Linked DNA regions of Homo sapiens: region 1 is linked to region 2. A link is a loop called in an ENCODE intact Hi-C map of the cell type or tissue named here. Cell type or tissue: ovary. All regions are shown on one strand. Links, peaks and the distances in the headings refer to the core of each region. The heading gives the core; the rest is flanking DNA. Region 1 has its middle 24 kb from the start of TMEM181. Region 2 overlaps SYTL3 (synaptotagmin like 3).

The links. Hi-C counts contacts between places; a loop is a spot of excess contacts. Peaks named below come from ENCODE experiments on the same cell type or tissue, not always from the same donor. Only the 100,000 strongest peaks of a DNase experiment are listed, where the experiment ranks them.
Region 1: a loop joins it to region 2, with 2.3 times the contacts of the local background. A loop is called at or near these places in 1 of 110 quality-filtered maps.

The regions. Positions count from the first base shown.
Region 1 is chr6:158,535,056-158,537,960 of GRCh38, reverse strand. It overlaps a transcript of TMEM181 not described here. Among named protein-coding and RNA genes, the nearest start is that of TMEM181, 24 kb to the left of the region's middle. RefSeq lists an enhancer at 590-884. In ovary, for the core only: no CTCF peak of the experiment used is centred there; a DNase peak (open chromatin) is centred at 1,724; H3K4me3 peaks cover 1,370 bases.
Region 2 is chr6:158,661,703-158,664,607 of GRCh38, reverse strand. SYTL3 (synaptotagmin like 3) reads right to left here. Exons shown (of 18, transcript NM_001242394.2): 4 at 1,230-1,858. The coding sequence starts at 1,339. Among named protein-coding and RNA genes, the nearest start is that of SYTL3, 13 kb to the right of the region's middle. In ovary, for the core only: no CTCF peak of the experiment used is centred there; a DNase peak (open chromatin) is centred at 1,368; H3K4me3 peaks cover 631 bases; H3K27ac peaks cover 972 bases.

The DNA.
Region 1 (2,905 bases), core at 173-2,672, 130 kb after region 2:
AATGGGCTTTTTCACTCAGTAACCATGACCACGGTCCCGCTGCGTTGCTGATTAGCCCGTGGGAAGGCATTAGGTTTTTTAACAGATGTGAGGATAAGTGTGACACGCCTTTTTCTGAGCAGGTACCTATGATGAGTACAGGATAGGTCTTAGAAAAATGACCACCCGTTCCCCATAGCAGTGCGACACCCTCGCCATCCTTAGCACAGAGTGAGTAAATCATGATTAAACCTCAGCTTTCTGAGACCTTCTGGTTCAGACTTCCCATTTAACAGATGGGGAAGGTTGAGGTGGGGGGGTGAGGGAGCTTTCTACCGACTCGCGATAGGGTCCTGTCCCGACACCGCCAAGCCTTTGGGTAAATCGGCCATTGGCGGTGAACAGACTTTCCTTCCCCTCCGAACTGCAGAGCGCAGAGAGGAAGGGGGCGGGGGCCGGCGCCAGGGTCTGCAGTCCCCACCGCTCTCCCCTAGGCCGCTGAAGAGGGAGACAGAGATGAACGCAAACAAGTTCCACACAGCCGCTCCCAGGCGCCGTGTCCCCGCATGGCGCCCCGCCGCGTCTTCCCCGCCGCGCCCATCCGCCCCCAGCCCTTGGCGGCGCCCCCGCCTCCGAGGCGTCCTGCAAAGCCTAGGGCGCTCAGAGCTGCGGCCAAGACCCTCCTCCCGACGCCGCAGCGCGCGCGGTCGCCTCCCCAGACTGCGCCGCGTGAGGCCCGAGCGGGGGCGGCGAGGCGGGCGCGGGGGGAGAACGACGCGGGGCGCAGGGAGGAGCCACAACCCGCAGCTCCTTTCCGGGGAGGCGGGAGCCTCGGCTTGGGTTTCAGCTGAACGGAAATCGGCCCTTCGCCCGGGGGCGCCGGGCTGCCCTGAATCCAGGAACCTGCCCGCCGCTGCCAGTATCCCTGCTCCCCGTCCCCTTCCTGGTCCCTCCCAGATCCCCGCCCCGACCCCGTCCCCATCCGTAGGCTCCGCGCCCGGCCGGCGGAGGCGGCCGTCGGCGGGACCAGGCCAAGGCCGGGGCGCGCCGGGGTCCCGGAGGGGACTGCGGCCCGGAAGCCTCCGGCCGCCCCGCCGCTGCCCGCGCCGCGCCCACCTGTAGTAGCGGTCATCCTTGAAGGGCGTGAGGTCCTCCTTGAGCTCGCGGTACGCTTCCCGCAGCCGCCGGCACAGGTGCTTGAGCTCGCTGCAGAGCGGGGGCTCAAAGGCAGGGTACTCGGCGTCCATGCCGCGCAGCCTCCCGGGTCCCGGTCCCGCCGCTCCACCCTTTGTGTCGCCGCCTGCGCCCCCTCTCTTCTCCCAGCACTGGGGATCGGGCTGCTGGCGCGCTGGGCGGGACCGAGGAGGAGGAGCAGGTGCGGGGGAGGTGGTGAGGGGGCGCGCAGGACTCGGACCCAGTGCGCTCAGGGCTCCGCCGCGAGCACGCGAGGAGCTGGACACGGCGCGGGTGGGGGCTGGGGGACCCGGCCCCCCGCCCCGTGAAGAGGCCTGAGTGGGGGAGGGAGCCGCGCCCATCCGCCTCCGCGCCCATCCGCCGCCGCCCCGGGAGAGGCAGAAGGCGGGGGAGGAAGTGCAACACAAGGTCGTCTGCCGCCCAGGACAAAAATCTCAGTGCCGCCCTCGCCATTGGCAGCGCTGGGAAGGGAAGACACTGGAGGTGGGAGCACGAAGGAAAATGGTGCTTGGGGGCGGACCGAAGGCCCTTTCCTGCTGGGGAGGTCAAAGGCTGAAGCCGGCTACCGCGTTCAGCACCGCGGACAGCTCCCGCGGGCGACTTCTGGCTTCTTGGGCTCCACTTGGCCGAATGCAGAAACATTTAAAACTAAGCCCATTAGGGTTATAGTCATAATAAATATTATTTTTAAATGAAGTGTGTCCAAGTGAGGTGCTTCTTCCCACATGTACTAAAACCACCAAAAAAAGTCTAGGCAGAGGAGTTTCTCACCTTCTACAAGCTCAACACTAGTGTGCAAACTATAGTTAACCAGTTAACACGTCTTCTACGGAATGGCTTCTCCAAAGCGTGGTGTGATCTCCTCTTGTGAATTTTTCCAATAATAGGTGGAAAAACAGTCTTTCCAGACGATGTTAGTGCATTTCCAACTGAACCCAGGGCAGGTTTCCACGCAAGGTTGATCCTGCCTGCACTGGGGGAAACCTCTTACTTTTAGGGACAAAACCTACACAATTGAACCTAAATAATTGTGGAATATCGATCCCAGGAATCTGTATTTGTCCAAACTCCACAGGCAAGTCTAATGACCACTCAGGTGCCAGTGGTCTCAGCATTCCCATGTTTCCTGCTGTCTGTGCCTACTCTGTCACTCCACCCACTCTTCCTTGCTCTGTATTTTTATTCCCTCCCTTTACATTTTGGAACAGCTTTTGTATGCTAGCCAGGCTCCCTATCAGGGCTTGCACATCTTCCCATAACTGCTGATCATCTTGCATTGCGCACAGTTAGGTTTTAGCCTTAATTCATTAACATGAGCATTTGTGTTTAATCATCTCAGTATTTTTTTTTTTTGAGACGGAGTCTCGCTCTGTCGCCCAGGTCGGACTGCGGACTGCAGTGGCGCAATCTCGGCTCACTGCAAGCTCCGCTTCCCGGGTTCACGCCATTCTCCTGCCTCAGCCTCCCGAGTAGCTGGGACTACAGGCGCCCGCCACCGTGCCCGGCTAATTTTTTGTATTTTTAGTAGAGACGGGGTTTCACCTTGTTAGCCAGGATGGTCTCGATCTCCTGACCTCATGATCCACCCGCCTCGGCCTCCCAAAGTGCTGGGATTACAGGCGTGAGCCACCGCGCCCGGCCTCAGTATTTTTTTTTTAAAGAGCTCAGGTTTGGTAATATTCAAAATATAGTGCATCAAGAGCCGCACTAAGAAGAACTTCAGAGAACACAC
Region 2 (2,905 bases), core at 366-2,865:
TCAAATAAAATTTCACTTTTCTCACTGTATTATAGTTTTTGTTTTCGTTTTTTTGTTGTTGGTTTGAGACAGAGGCTTGCTCTATTGCCCAGGCTGGAGTGCAGTGGCGCGATCTCAGCTCACTGCAAACTCCACCTCCCAGGTTCAAGGGATTCTCCTGTCTCAACCTCCTGAGTAGCTGGGATTACAGGCACCTGCCACCGCCCGGCTAATTTTTGTATTTTTAGTAGAGACAGGGTTTCACTATGTTGGCCAGGCTGGTCTCAAACTCCTGACCTCAGGTGATCCGCCCGCCTCAACCTCCCAAAGTGCTGGGATGACAGGCGTGAGCCACCACGCCCAGACTGTATTATAGTTTTTAATGGAAGAAAGTTTACAAGTGCACTTAGAAAGCTTTGAAATAACAGGGAGGATGAAGAATACTATACCAGAAAATTCTCCTCACTCCTCAAGCATTTGGTTGTCCAAAGTTTTGTTTTCTAATGTGTTCTGCCATTAGAAACCAAACCCTCACTTCCTCCATAGACATTGATAAACAAGCGCCAACCTGTTTAAAGATGGATCTTGACAGCTAAGGCGGAACACTGCTCTGCTAGAGTTCAGCACGCTTTTCTAAATGCTGACCCATATCAAACGGCCCGTGCAGCTTAGAGACAGACAGGGAAGAGTTCCCTGTTGGCAAAGCGGTCAGGAAACAGGCTAAGCAGGTTCATATTTTATGCTCCCCCTTCCTCAAAGCCAGCTGGGAAGCAAAAGCGAGCAAAGAAAAAAAGACAGGGCTGGATTCCATCAGAGTTGCTGCTTGTGAGCCTCTTTCTTTGCTTTTCTTTACACCTCCCGGCACCGTCAAAAATGAGGTAGGAAAACCCTTAACTGGAGGTCTTTCCTTAAAGAAGGGGTAAACTGGAAGCCTGAAAATGTCCCTTGAATGATTCCCACGAAGTCGGCAAACAGACAAGCAGATGGCAGACAGCAAACTTACCGCCCAAAGGCACCGTTTTAAATGAATAACAAGAGCGGCCTCCCTCCTCCTCCTGAGCGTCCTCTACGTTTAGTTACATAAGGAGGATCATCTCCACCAACAGACCTTCGTTAGGACCCTTCTCAGGCACGAAGCCCAGCAGCAGGTGGGTAGTGATTTGTAAGCAAACAGCATTGGCGACGGAGTGGCAGGCCCCAAGCAGAGAAAGCTAAACACCCAAAGTGACCCCCCGGGAAGGGCAGCCTACCGTGTCCTCTCCTCCTCTGTGTTTTGAACCGCCTGGTCTCGGTACAGGACCTGGAGAATGGCCTCGCGTTCTAACTCCTTGAGAGCACTCAGATCTATTTCTTGGGCCATTTCTTCTCCGTTTTCGTTGACCCAGGTTGGAAGAGCTTCACTGCATGGACCAAGCGCTCACGCCCTGCAGATGAGCGGCGGAGGCCAGCTGCAGCCAGCCTTGTTTAAAGAGCTCCCTCTCCTATTTCACTGGCAACTGTTTTGCTTGTGGTTCTTTTTTCCTTTTTAACTGTGTCATACTCCTTAGAAGAAGAAAGCCTCAAGAAGTTCTGCGTTTGTCGGAGTTACGGCTCGCAGAGCCTCGTGCTACCCGGGGGGTGTTTTCACCGGGTTCTGCAGCAGCTGCTGACATCCATCTAAGACAAAAGCATATCTCTTTTCTGAGGTTTCACCAGAGATTGTTATAAATTATCCACAGCTGCAAGCAGATAATTTCTGCAAAGCAGAAGTAATTTTCAAGCCAAGGAAATTTAGAAATAGCAATAAAAAGAGTATCAGTGACTCATAGAAGCTAACCTTCCATTTAAGATGTTTCCAGGTCAGCAGGAACCATCATGAAAAGCTCAGCCCGTTCAATACCTGCAGAAAAGAAAACAAAAAATGGCAACATTTTTCTTGGCTTAAGTATCTCTGCAGCATTACTTCCAAAAAGACAAAATATTCTACACAAACCCTTGCATTTTCTGCTCGCGGTGATAATGTAAAATTTTAAATTTGCTTAAATAACACTTCTCATATTTCTAAAAGCCTCAAACTTCCAAACTTGAATTTTCCTAATATGGATTCCATAACTTTAGTGGTCAGAGGACGTAAAAGTCTGTGTTTAATGTACATTACCCTAATTGAAGAAATACTGGAAAAATGACATTCCCAACTGTTGGCTATTATTTTTACCATTAACTTCAACACTCAAAAAATGTTTAATCAATTAAGGATGTATGAAGCAGCACCACCACAAGCTCAGCCTATCAATTATTTACAGTCTTGAATAAGTTTCATGAGCTGCCTTATGCATTAGCTCTTGTTTTTGTTTAATGACAGCTGAAAGGTTCTGCATACATCCTTTTATCCAGAAAATGCAGAAGATCAAATCAATATACTTCCTATAGTACCATTTTTGTTATTAAATCTATGGGAATCCCTTAGTGATAAGACGTCCTTTCAATGCTTTAAAAGCTAAACTTCCTTTGCTAGGCTTCAAAAAAAATCTGCATTATATTAATTTATGATCCATGGCAAATTAGTGAATGAGAGGCTAACAGAGCTCTAAGGTAGCATTTCCTTTAAGCAAAGGTTCTTAACCTTTTTCTTAATCTTTGGTAGTCTGGTGAAGCCTACGTATTTAAACGCATAAAATAAGGTATGCTGTGTTACATAGGAAGAAATTGATTATACTGAAATATTTAAAAATTGTAATATAGTAATATATGTGTTCCTTGATGCATGAAATATTAAGATCTAGCAGTGATCTAAGGACTCCCAGAATTTCAAAGTAGTGATGAATAGAAACAATGTCTTGAGATAGCTACAACATATCATGTGGTATGAAAATATCTGTGATTTCTGTTGGTGACAAAGTCACAAGTTCTGCTGATTCTACTGTGGTTTCTTGCCTATATCCATATT